Linked DNA regions of Homo sapiens: region 1 is linked to region 2. A link is a contact called in ENCODE Hi-C or POLR2A ChIA-PET data. All regions are on one chromosome and are shown on one strand. The core of a region is the stretch at or near the end of the contact, and the rest is flanking DNA. Distances in the headings are between cores, read along the strand shown. Region 1 holds the start of BTBD17 (BTB domain containing 17). Region 2 holds the start of KIF19 (kinesin family member 19).

What was found. A loop is a pair of places that touch in the nucleus more often than their neighbours do. ChIA-PET counts read pairs that join two places held with the same protein, here RNA polymerase II (POLR2A). Pooled maps may share reads with other maps.
Region 1: a map of posterior cingulate gyrus shows a loop between it and region 2 (2.2-fold over the local background). The contact joins the promoter of BTBD17 here to the promoter of KIF19 in region 2. A Hi-C loop is called at or near these places in 4 of 168 maps with a recorded cell type or tissue (head of caudate nucleus, heart left ventricle, pancreas and 1 more) and 8 of 50 pooled maps. POLR2A ChIA-PET finds 5 or more read pairs at or near these places in 5 of 52 experiments (Caco-2, K562, OCI-LY7 and 2 more).

What each region holds. Positions count from the first base shown.
Region 1 is chr17:74,358,951-74,363,749 of GRCh38, forward strand. It overlaps BTBD17 (BTB domain containing 17), which reads right to left and starts at 2,918. Exons shown (of 3, transcript NM_001080466.2): 1 at 2,785-2,918; 2 at 1,019-1,295. The coding sequence starts at 2,869. RefSeq lists silencers at 2,610-2,659, 2,740-2,789.
Region 2 is chr17:74,323,977-74,329,097 of GRCh38, forward strand. KIF19 (kinesin family member 19) reads left to right here and starts at 2,250. Exons shown (of 20, transcript NM_153209.4): 1 at 2,250-2,412; 2 at 4,449-4,529. The coding sequence starts at 2,374. RefSeq lists a silencer at 2,065-2,284 and an enhancer at 4,415-5,121.

The DNA.
Region 1 (4,799 bases), core at 1,668-4,167, 36 kb after region 2:
GGTTAACAGGAAGACCCTTTTTGCCCTTCTGTCTTATCCCCTTTCCTGTTGCCTGGAACTTGGAAGCAATGTATGGAATTCTGCAGGCATCTCGTCTGAGCCGTTAGAACAGAGTTACTTTCTTAGACACTAGTGTGAATGGCACCCCCTGAGCAGCATCACGGCAGGAGGCAGGAGGTGGAGAGAGCCGTCTAACTTTTTCAGCTCCCTAGCCCTGTGGTTCCAAACCTGGCCAAACACCAAAACCACAGCGATGCTTTCAAATAAAAAATATTCGTCTATAATGGAATATTTAGGAAAATAAAAAGTAAATAAATAAAATAAAATAAAAAATGATTGCTGGCCCTAACCCTAGACCTGAAACTGACAATCCAGGTTGGGATCCGTGAAACTGTAGTTTTTTTGTTTGTTTGTTTGGTTGGTTGGTTGGTTGGTTGGTTGATTTTTTTCAGACAGAATCCTGCTCTGTCACCCAGGCTGGAATCTAGTGGCACAATCTCAGCTCACTGCAAACCCAAACTCTGCCTCCCAGGTTCAAGCCATTCTCCTGCCTTAGCCTCCCAAATAGCTGGGATTACAGTCGTGTGCCACCACACCCAGCTAATTTTCTATATTTTTAGTAGAGACAGGGTTTCACCATGTTGGCCAGGCTGGTCTTGAACTCCTGACCTCAAGTGATCCACCTGCCTCAGCCTCCCAAATTGCTGGGATTACAGGCATGAGCCACCGTGCCCGGCCCCAAAACTGTAGTTTTTAAAAGCTGTCTATGGCCAGGTTTGGAAACAGCTCTGAGGGGGTTACTAGGAACCGAAAGTGACATCAAACTGCACAGATGACACGGGCAAAGACAGGGAGCTGTACAGTGGAAGAAGGGATGCAGGGGTCACTGTCATCCCAGTGATGTCCGGGGAAATGGACATAACAACCTCTAAGGGCCTGGGCTTCCCTGACCCTGTAGGTGGAGGAGCCGGGGGCTGAGGAAGGGATGAAGCCATCCCCTAGTCTTCCGCGTCCCCACCTGATGAACTTGTCGAAGACAGCGGCGCAGTCCTGTGGCTCCTGCAGCACCGCCTCGCTCTGGTTACTTAGCAGCTCCAGGAACAGCTCACTGTGCAGTCCCAGCAGCAGGCGGTGGGCGTGGAATACCCGGACCTCATCGGTGCCCGCAGCCTGCACCCGCAGAACCACATCGCTGGCGTTGCCCTGCCGCAGCAGCTCCTGCAAGCGCTGGAGCACCGCCTGGGAGTGGTTGATGGAGGTGCCAGCTGCCTCCCCGCCAACATCGGCTCTCTGTGCTGCAGCAGGAAGGAACACAGCATAGCCTGAGAAGGTGCCCGGGCCCAGAACCTCAGTCAGGGGTGGAGAGGGACCAGCTGGAGACATATGCATGGGTGTGAGCAGAGGGCAAGGTGGGCCTAGGCGGGTTGTATGTGCATACCTGTTTGTGCCCACGAGGCGCGTGGATGCATCGGTGCACATACAAACGCACCCTGGGTGGGAAGGTCATGCCAATGCAAACCCCAAGAGGATGCTCTTGGAAGGGGGTGCATTCAGGCAGGGGGAGGTTGTGCTCAGGTTTAGGACAACATGCCCAGAACTCATCTCCATGCTGCCAGCCCCCCAGGCAAGGGTTGAGGAAACTCGTGGTCCCACCCTTCTCACTTCCTAAAGAATTATCCATCTAACCCCTTGGAGCAGTAGTCAGAAGTGGTGCATTCACTAACAAATATTTATTGAGCACTTACTATATGCTAGACATTCTCCTAAGAGCTTGGGATGTGGCAGTGGACAAAGCAAGCCAAGTTCTTATGCTCATAAAAGCACGAATTGACATATCAAACGGGTAAGACACACACAAATAAGCACTCCAGTTTTAAAGGAGCCAGCCAGGGAACCAGTGTCAAGGCAGGCTCCAGCCCCGCAAAGGCCCTTGAACGGAATGGGCCTGGGGTACTGGGAGCAGAGAGAGCATTAGGGAGGCCACAGCAGTAGCAGGAGAGAGGGGCGGGTGTGAGACGAGGCTGCGGGTGTGGAAGGGAAGCTGTTTTCCAGGCCCAGCCCTGCCCTCTTGGGTCCTGATCTCTGAGACAGAAGCCGATTTTCTGGGGTGGCCAGCAGGGGACAGGAGAAAGTGCGAAGGGCCAGCTGGTGCTGGAATAGAACTTCCTGGGTAACTGAGCATTGAGGCTGGCCAGGCCGGCCCTTTGCTTATGCTCCAGGATGCCCCGACAGTCAGATGGGGATATGCACTCAGTTATAGAAACTGTCAGCAGCTTTCCCAAGCCGAGAACAGCGAGGGGAGCCTCGCAGAGGGAGGCGGGCGGGGGCCTGATTGCAGCAGATGGGCCGCAGCCACATGTGCACGCACAGCACATGCAGGCCCGTGGTGCACACAGGAGAGAAGGCTCACACAGGAGCAGAGCATCTGTGCATGAGAGAGGGAGGCCGAGGGACAAAGGGAGGGTGAAAGAGAAGCGGGTAGTATGTTTCCCAGCACGGCCTTCCCCAGCTGTCACTTTGAAGGACCTGAATGCTGATGGCGTCCCCATTCAGCCTCTGCCCAGGACAATGGGCAATGGAGGGTCCTCTTGTCCTTAAGAGCCCTGCCCACCTGCCTGCCAGGCCCCTCCTTCCTTCAGACAGATGAGTCCGTGGAGCTGTCCGGTCCACCCCGTGCTCTCCCCAGCAGCTGGACACCGCCCCCTCCTGGCCGGCCGCGTGCAGCCAGGGCTGGGACGACCTGCCGCTCCACCCTGCCCCGCACCTGGCCCACTGCCCGCTCACCTGCATGGGTGACCAGGCCCACCAAGGTCAGCATGGCCCAGAAGCTGCCCCAGGACCCAGGCTTGGAGTAGCCTCTCCTAGGCATCTTTATGCTCAGCCCCCAAGTCCACTGGAGGGACGGTGAAGCCCAGACCACTCTGCTCACATCCCTCTTCCTTATATAGGATCCGGCACAAGGGGACGGCACCCCCCTTCCTGCTTGGCCTCCCTCCCCCACTCAGCCTCCTCCATGGATTGGTGGAAACTGGCCCCAGCTGTTGCCCAGGCAACCACTTAAGCCAGAGAGCGGCAGCCCCGGGGGCTATTGTGCTGCCTGTGGGCCCCCAAGGGGAACAGATCCGGAACCCTCCTCCCCCAATCTCCTTACCACCCAGCAGGGCTAGCCGTGCCTCTCCCTGGAAAGTTTCAGGCTCTCTGCAGAATAGGCGAGGGGCTCCAGGACCACTGGCAGCCATTGGCCTGAGGGTCCCCAGTTCCCTCCCCCAACCCCAGGCCTCGGCCCTGGCACAGAGCACACTTGGCAGCGTCGTGCCTGGAGCACCATGGTGAGCCGGCTGCAAAGGAAGGGCCTGGAAGAGGAAAGGAGAGGCGGCTGAGGCTCCCACCCCTCCCCCACTCCCATTTTGGGGTGGGGCAGCTCCTCAGAGAGAAGCTCAGAGATCTCTCGAATAGGGGCCCATGGGCAACTGATGTCAGTTTCATATTCTTTGTTGAAGAAGGTTCCTGGAATGCTGTGGGGAGGGTGATGGGCTGGCAGGAAAGTTCTGTGGGGACTGTGACTGTCGCCTCCCCCAGGGGCAAGCTGAGCCAGGTGGCAGGGCTGGGCATAGAGCAGATGCACCCTGCCCCGTGCACCACTGCATGGGTGACCCCTGCCCAGAGCGGGGCTGGCCACCTTCTAGCTCTGCGCTCCAGCCAGCCCAAGGCTGGGGACTGTCTGCCCTGCTATTTCCTGACTTGAATTCTCCTTCCCCAAGTGGCCTCAGGTCTCTGGGTTCACCTCCTTGGAAGGCTTGTTTTACCAGCTTCTGTCTTATTTCCCACTGTAATTTTTCCTTTTCCAGGCTAAGGAGGCATGCTGCAGACCTGGTGTTTCACTCCCAATGTAAGGAAACTGAGGCAGGGAGCTAGGTTGCAGTCTCAGTTGGGTTAGTGCAGAGGAGTGCTCTTCTAAAAACAAAGGCAACAGAGAGAGGAAAGTGAGTCTGGAGCTCAGCAAAAGCGCGCGCGCATGTGTGTGTGTGTGTGTGTGTGTAGGGTGGCATGCTGTGAGTCCTCACCTTTGCAGGGAGCCAGCAGGGTCTGCCCCAGTTCTTCGTGGGAGGGACTCCTTTGAGCTTGGCTAACCGAAGTGGGTGACTCCCAAGGGATCTGACTCCGAGGCAGGGCTCTAGGTTGGGGATGAATTAAATCTTCCTCTCCCTGGCTCTCTGGATCCCAGGGGCCAGCTCGATGCATTGATTTCTGCCTCTGGCTGGCACAGAGACCCAGCAGCTCCACCCCCTCTCTGGAGCCGCAGAGAGAGCAAGAACTGGGTCTGGCACCTGCCTCGTCCGGGTTGGCAGAGTTGGAGCTCTCCAGCCCAGCGGAAACCCCTCCAGCTGCCCTGAGTTTCATGCCTGGCTCCCCTCGTCCAAATCCACTATCCCTTGCCCACTGGCTGCCCGCCTGCCCTTCCCATGGGCTGTACCATGTCCTGGCTCAACCCAGCAAGTCCAAGTCTCCATGCAGCAGGGCAGCCCTGGTCCCTGAGGGCATCCCAGCTTCCAAGCACAGTGCTTTCGATAGGAATGTTATTGATGATAAGAGAACCCGCTACTCAGAAAACTGTCGTTTGATATTTGTGCCTCTCAACTCCAGCCTCCTTCAGCCTCTGCATCAGTCATTCTTTGTTTTGTTTTGCTTTTCTAGAGGCAGAATCTCTCAGTCACCAAGGCTGGAGTGCAGTGACACAATCATAGCTCACTGCAGCCTCAAACTCCTAGGCCCAAGCGATCCTCCTGCCTCAGCCTCCC
Region 2 (5,121 bases), core at 1,000-3,499:
TGGACAGGCTGGTCTTGAACTCCTGACCTCAACTGATCTGCCCGCCTTTGCCTCCCAAACTGCTGGGATTACAGGCATGAGCCACTGCGCCCAGCCAAGAAGCTTCTTATTTTTACCCATCAATCGCTATAGGCCCAGCGCAGTGGCTCACATTTGTAATCCCAGCACTTTGGGAGTCTGAGGCAGGAGGATTGCTTGAGCTCAGGAGTTTGAGACCCTGCCTCTACAACAATTAAAAAAAAAAAATGAGCCAGGCGTGATGGCATGCGCCTGTTGTCCCAGCTACTCCCAAGGCTGAGTTAGGAGAATCGCTTGAGCCCAGGAGGTTGAGGCTACAGTGAGCTGTGATGGCACCACTGCACTCTAGCCTGGGCCACAGAGTGAGACCCTGTCTTGAGGGGTGGGGAGGCAGAAGAAAAAAAAAGAGAAAGAGAGAAAGACCTTGTCTCAAAAATACAAAAACAAAAACAAAAAACACCCCACAAAAACAAAAATAACTATGGGGCATTCTGGGTGGGACTGATGCATGTGGAGGAACAGAAAAGAAAAAGAAAAATAGTGACAGCCCAGTTGACCAGGGGCCTGTTTGATTGATCCAAATAGGTTCTTTTCAGGAGCCTAAAATGCAAGCACAACACACCCCTAAAACTTACCCGATTCTCTTTCGAGAGGCTGAGGTGGGAGGATTGCTTGAGTCCAGGAGTTCAAAACCAGCCTGGACAGCACAGTGAGATCCCTGTCTCTACAAAATACAAAATGTTAGCCAGGCGTGGTGGTGCGCACCTGTAGTCTCAACTACTTGTGAGGCTGAGGCAGGAGGATCACTTGAGCCTGAGGGATTGAGGCTGCAGTGAGCCATCCATGATCGTGCCATTGTGCTTCTGCACTCCGGCCTGGGTGACAGAGTGAAACTCTGTCATAAAAAAACAGAAACAAAAACAAAAAACCCGACCCGATTCTTGTCACAGTATGCCCATTTGCAAACTGTCCAGCCTACAGCCTAGGCCAAGGAACAGGACAAAACCTGGGATCCCGGGCAGGAGAGTTTGGTTTCCACCAAGTTTTACTTGGTTTATCTATTTATTAAACCCAAGGCTGACGGCTGCTTCTTGCTGCTGTTTATTAATAACGATTCCCAACACAGGCTCCTCAGGGGCAGCCGGGGAAGCCAGTCCCAGGGCACAGGCTGGCATCACACTCTGCCTCTGAGGGACCCCAGGCAGTCTGAGGCAGCCCTGGGGACATGAGTGCTTCCTTTCCCAGCCCCTTCCCTGGAAAGTGAAACCCATCGTGGCTTCCTCTCCCAGTCTTGGGGCTGCCGGGCTCAGCTTCGGTGGGGGCAGAGGACACAGAGGATGGACATCAGAATTGGGAGAGGCTCCAACATCCCCCAGGAAACTGAGGCCCCAGGGAGGCAGGAAAAACCAGCTCCAGGTGGCTGGCCGAGTTGGAGGCGGAACTGGGACCAGAATCCAAGTTTTCCCAGGGCCTCCTGAGGACAGGAACCTTTCCCCTGTGTTCCCTGGGAGTGCAACCGTTGTTATTGTCGCCAAGAATGGAGGCGGTAGCGTCAGACCTAGACTTTCTTGCACAGTATTGTGGCTCTTCCAGCAGCAGGCGGGGAGCCAGCAGGGCACACGGACCCAGCCATCGTGACCTAGATTCTGGGTTCAGGGGTAGAGACTTGTTTGCTAGTGGGTCGCACTGAGTCAGGCTCTTCTGTAGCACACCCCAGGTAACAGAGGTGCTGGGCGGCCTGAGCAAAGGGACAACTTTTTGCCACCCATGCCAGTGGGCAGTGGGTGCAGACACTCACAGCACAGGCACCTGCTGCGATGCACGCGGCGCCCACGGAAACCCGAGGCTGCCAGCCGCCGCCCTGGAGACCCCAGAGACAGCGGCAGATGCGTGTGCTTCAAGGGGCAGCGTGGCTGCTGGGGCGCTCCCTAAAGGGCAGTGGCACGGGGTCGCGCCGCGAGCAGAGGGGCGCGGGTGGGCGCGCAGGAGTTAGCGAACTGACACGGAGGCGCCAGGCGGACGCACGGACGCACCGAGGGCCGCAGGGCCGCACAGCCGGGCACACATCGTCGCGCAGCGGTTCAGGCTCGGGGGCCTCCTCGGCGGAGGCGGCCAACTCTCACCCTCAGCGCGGGGAGGGGCGGGCGCCGGGGGCGGGGCGGCGCCGTCCGGGCCCTCCCCCTGCCCCGCCTCGGGTCGGCGTCCTTAGCCGCTGGCGCGTTGTTGGTTTCGGGTTGTCAGGCAGCGCGCGAGGCGGCGGGCAGCTAGCAGCTGGCGGACGCGACCCGGAGGCGGTGGGGGTGCGGCTGAGCCATGCCCGGTGGCGCGGCCTGAGCCCCTCCACCTGCTGCAATCATGAAGGACAGCGGGGACTCCAAGGACCAGCAACTCATGGTGAGACCCTTTTAGACCCTCCTCCCCACCCCGCTCCGTGGTCTACTTCAGTCGGCCTCCAGCGACAGAGTCCTGTCCCCTCGCCGCCACCCCACTGAGAGGACAGGCAACGACCAGGGCCGGGACTCTTCAGAGCAACTTTCCCCAAGTCCTGCAGGATGGGTGTCAAGAAGGGACCATGGCCTTTTTAGACTTTCCTGAGCCTGAAAATTACCCCAACTTCAACCCCACCCCCACCTTTCCACCCTCCCATTGGGAGATCCCGCCCCCAAAGCGTGCGCAGATGAATCTCGGCTCTCTCATCCAGAAACGCCAGGGGCAGGGAGGGCTTGACCTAACTGCCCCCAGAAGGAGGGTGGCGGTTTCCCAGTTAATCAGAGGCTGCTCCAGCCCTGGTGAGGTCAGGAGTTTAAAGGGATGTGGGGGTCACCAGTAGGAAGACAAGGGCCCCTGGTGTCAGGATGGGGCCCGGAGTGCCTGGTTCTTGGGCTGCAACACGGATGCTGCCCAAGTCCGGATTCGAAGTAGTTCAGAGAAGTGCTAGATGCAGCTACCATGGCCCCACAGAGCCCTGGGGCCTGGGACAGATGGGGAGGTGAGAGTGGGGGCTGTGGAGGGGAAGGTGGAATTCCTGATCATCAGTGGTGCCTGGGCCAGAGCAACAAGGGAGATGACTCAGTGACCTCGAGGCCACCACTAGGCTGTGGGTGGGTGGGTGTCTCTCTCAGCAAGCCCCTTCCTCATCCCCTAATTTTTGAGGTCTGGGGAAGGGCCCTCATCACCAGAAGGTGGGCAGTAAGGTAACTGGAGGATAATGTTGCTCCCAGAGTCCCCTACCTCTCAAGGGTGGGCTTGCTTCTCTGAAAGGAGCCTCAGCTCCAGCCCCCAAGCAAGCCCTGGGCTCTAGGACATCCTCTCTGGCTTTTTAGAATGTGTCTCTTTGAAAATCACTGGCCTTGGCATGTATTGTGTGCCCCGGGGAGCAGGGATGAAGGGTCCTCCCCTCCCGCCAGTGGAATTTGGCTGAAGATGCCACTAAAGGTGACCCGTCAGGTAGTGTAGTTCCCTCTGAAAGTGCCTTTTGTTTTGTTTTGTTTTGTTTTTCTTTTTTGAGACGGAGTTTCACTTTCTCACCCAGGCTGGAGTGAAGTGGTGCGATCTCAGCTCACTGCCCCTCAAGTTCAAGCGATTCTCCTGCTTCAGCCTCCCGAGTAGCTGGGATAACAGGCATGCACCACCACGCCCAGCTAATTTTTGTATTTTTAGTAGAGACGGTGTTTCGCCGTGTTGGCCAGGCTGGTCTCGAACTCCTGACCTCAGGATCCGCCCACCTCGGCCTCCTAAAGTGCTGGGATTACAGGCGTGAGCCACCACGCCAGGCCTGAAGGAGTCTTCACTCGGCCAGAGGGCCGTTCATTCTATCCCCACACCCAGCAGCTGTTGCCCTTTGATCAGCACAAGACGTGCTCCCCACTCCACCCTGTTCTTTAGGGAGATCCACGCACAGGATGAGACCCATTTCACACTGGCTGGAGGACAGGCAGATGGGGGTGGGCGCTCTAGGTGACACTCTCCTCGGTGTAGGAATGTGGTCACAGGCTGTTGGGATGATGGGGGACATTCCCTGCTCCATCCCACCTACCAGGCCTCATCCCAGAGCCGTGCCTGCACCTTCCTCTGCAGCACGTCATTCGCGGAAACACAGAGAGGCTGCTCCAGTGCCAGGGCCCCAAGTTCAAGCCCAGGGGAGCTGCGAGTGTTTTATTTGGGCGTGAGGCTGAGGCAGGCTGGAGGAGCAGACAGCTCTCTCCCCTGGGGCTCTCCCGGAGGCCAGGGCTCCTGGGGAGACTCATCAACTCAGACACAGTCCAACACTCTGTGGACCTGCTGCCCTCTGACCTAGGTAGAGTTTTACTTAGGACAAGGGAGGCCTGAGATGGCTGAATGCTAGAGAAGCCAGGGGCTTGCTTGAGGTCTCTCTGAGGCCCAGCATGGTCCTCTCCCTCTAATCCCAGGGGCTTGGTTTTCCCTCCCAGGTGGCGCTTCGGGTCCGGCCCATCAGCGTGGCAGAGCTGGAGGAAGGAGCTACCCTCATCGCCCATAAAGTGGATGAGCAGGTATGCAGGGCTCTGCAGCAGGAGCTGCAGGGCAGAGGTCTGCTCAGATGGCTCAGCTCACCTGGTGAGGGCAGAAAGGGCCCCTGTGGCTTGCAGCACCCTCCTTCCTCTACTCACTGAACTCTTGGCTGTGCTGTTGATGACATCACCAAGGAAGCTGGGGGCTCTTCTTCCAGGAAGCCTTCCTAGATTGATCCAAGGACAACTGGGAGCTTCCCTAGCCTGGGTGGGCCCTGATCCTTTACCTTTCACATGCTCATTGCTTGACTTTCCCACCCTAATATGCCTGCTGCCCACAGAGCACATATATATATGGTTGAGAGCTAAAGCTCGCCTCTAGGGTGTAACGTGTGGCAAAATCCTCGCTCTCTGTTTGCAATCTTGGTCCTCATGTCACCAGGATGAGGAAGGCAGGGCACACGAGGCAATAAGTGTGTATCAAGTACCAGCAGCATGCTGGGTACTGTTCTAGAAACTGGGAAACTGTGGTGAACAGAAAAGGCCCTGTCCTCTCTCCATTACCTTAAGTCTAGTGTGAAGAGATGAGGCATTCATCAAAGAATTGCATCACAAACAAACGAGTTTGCAGCTA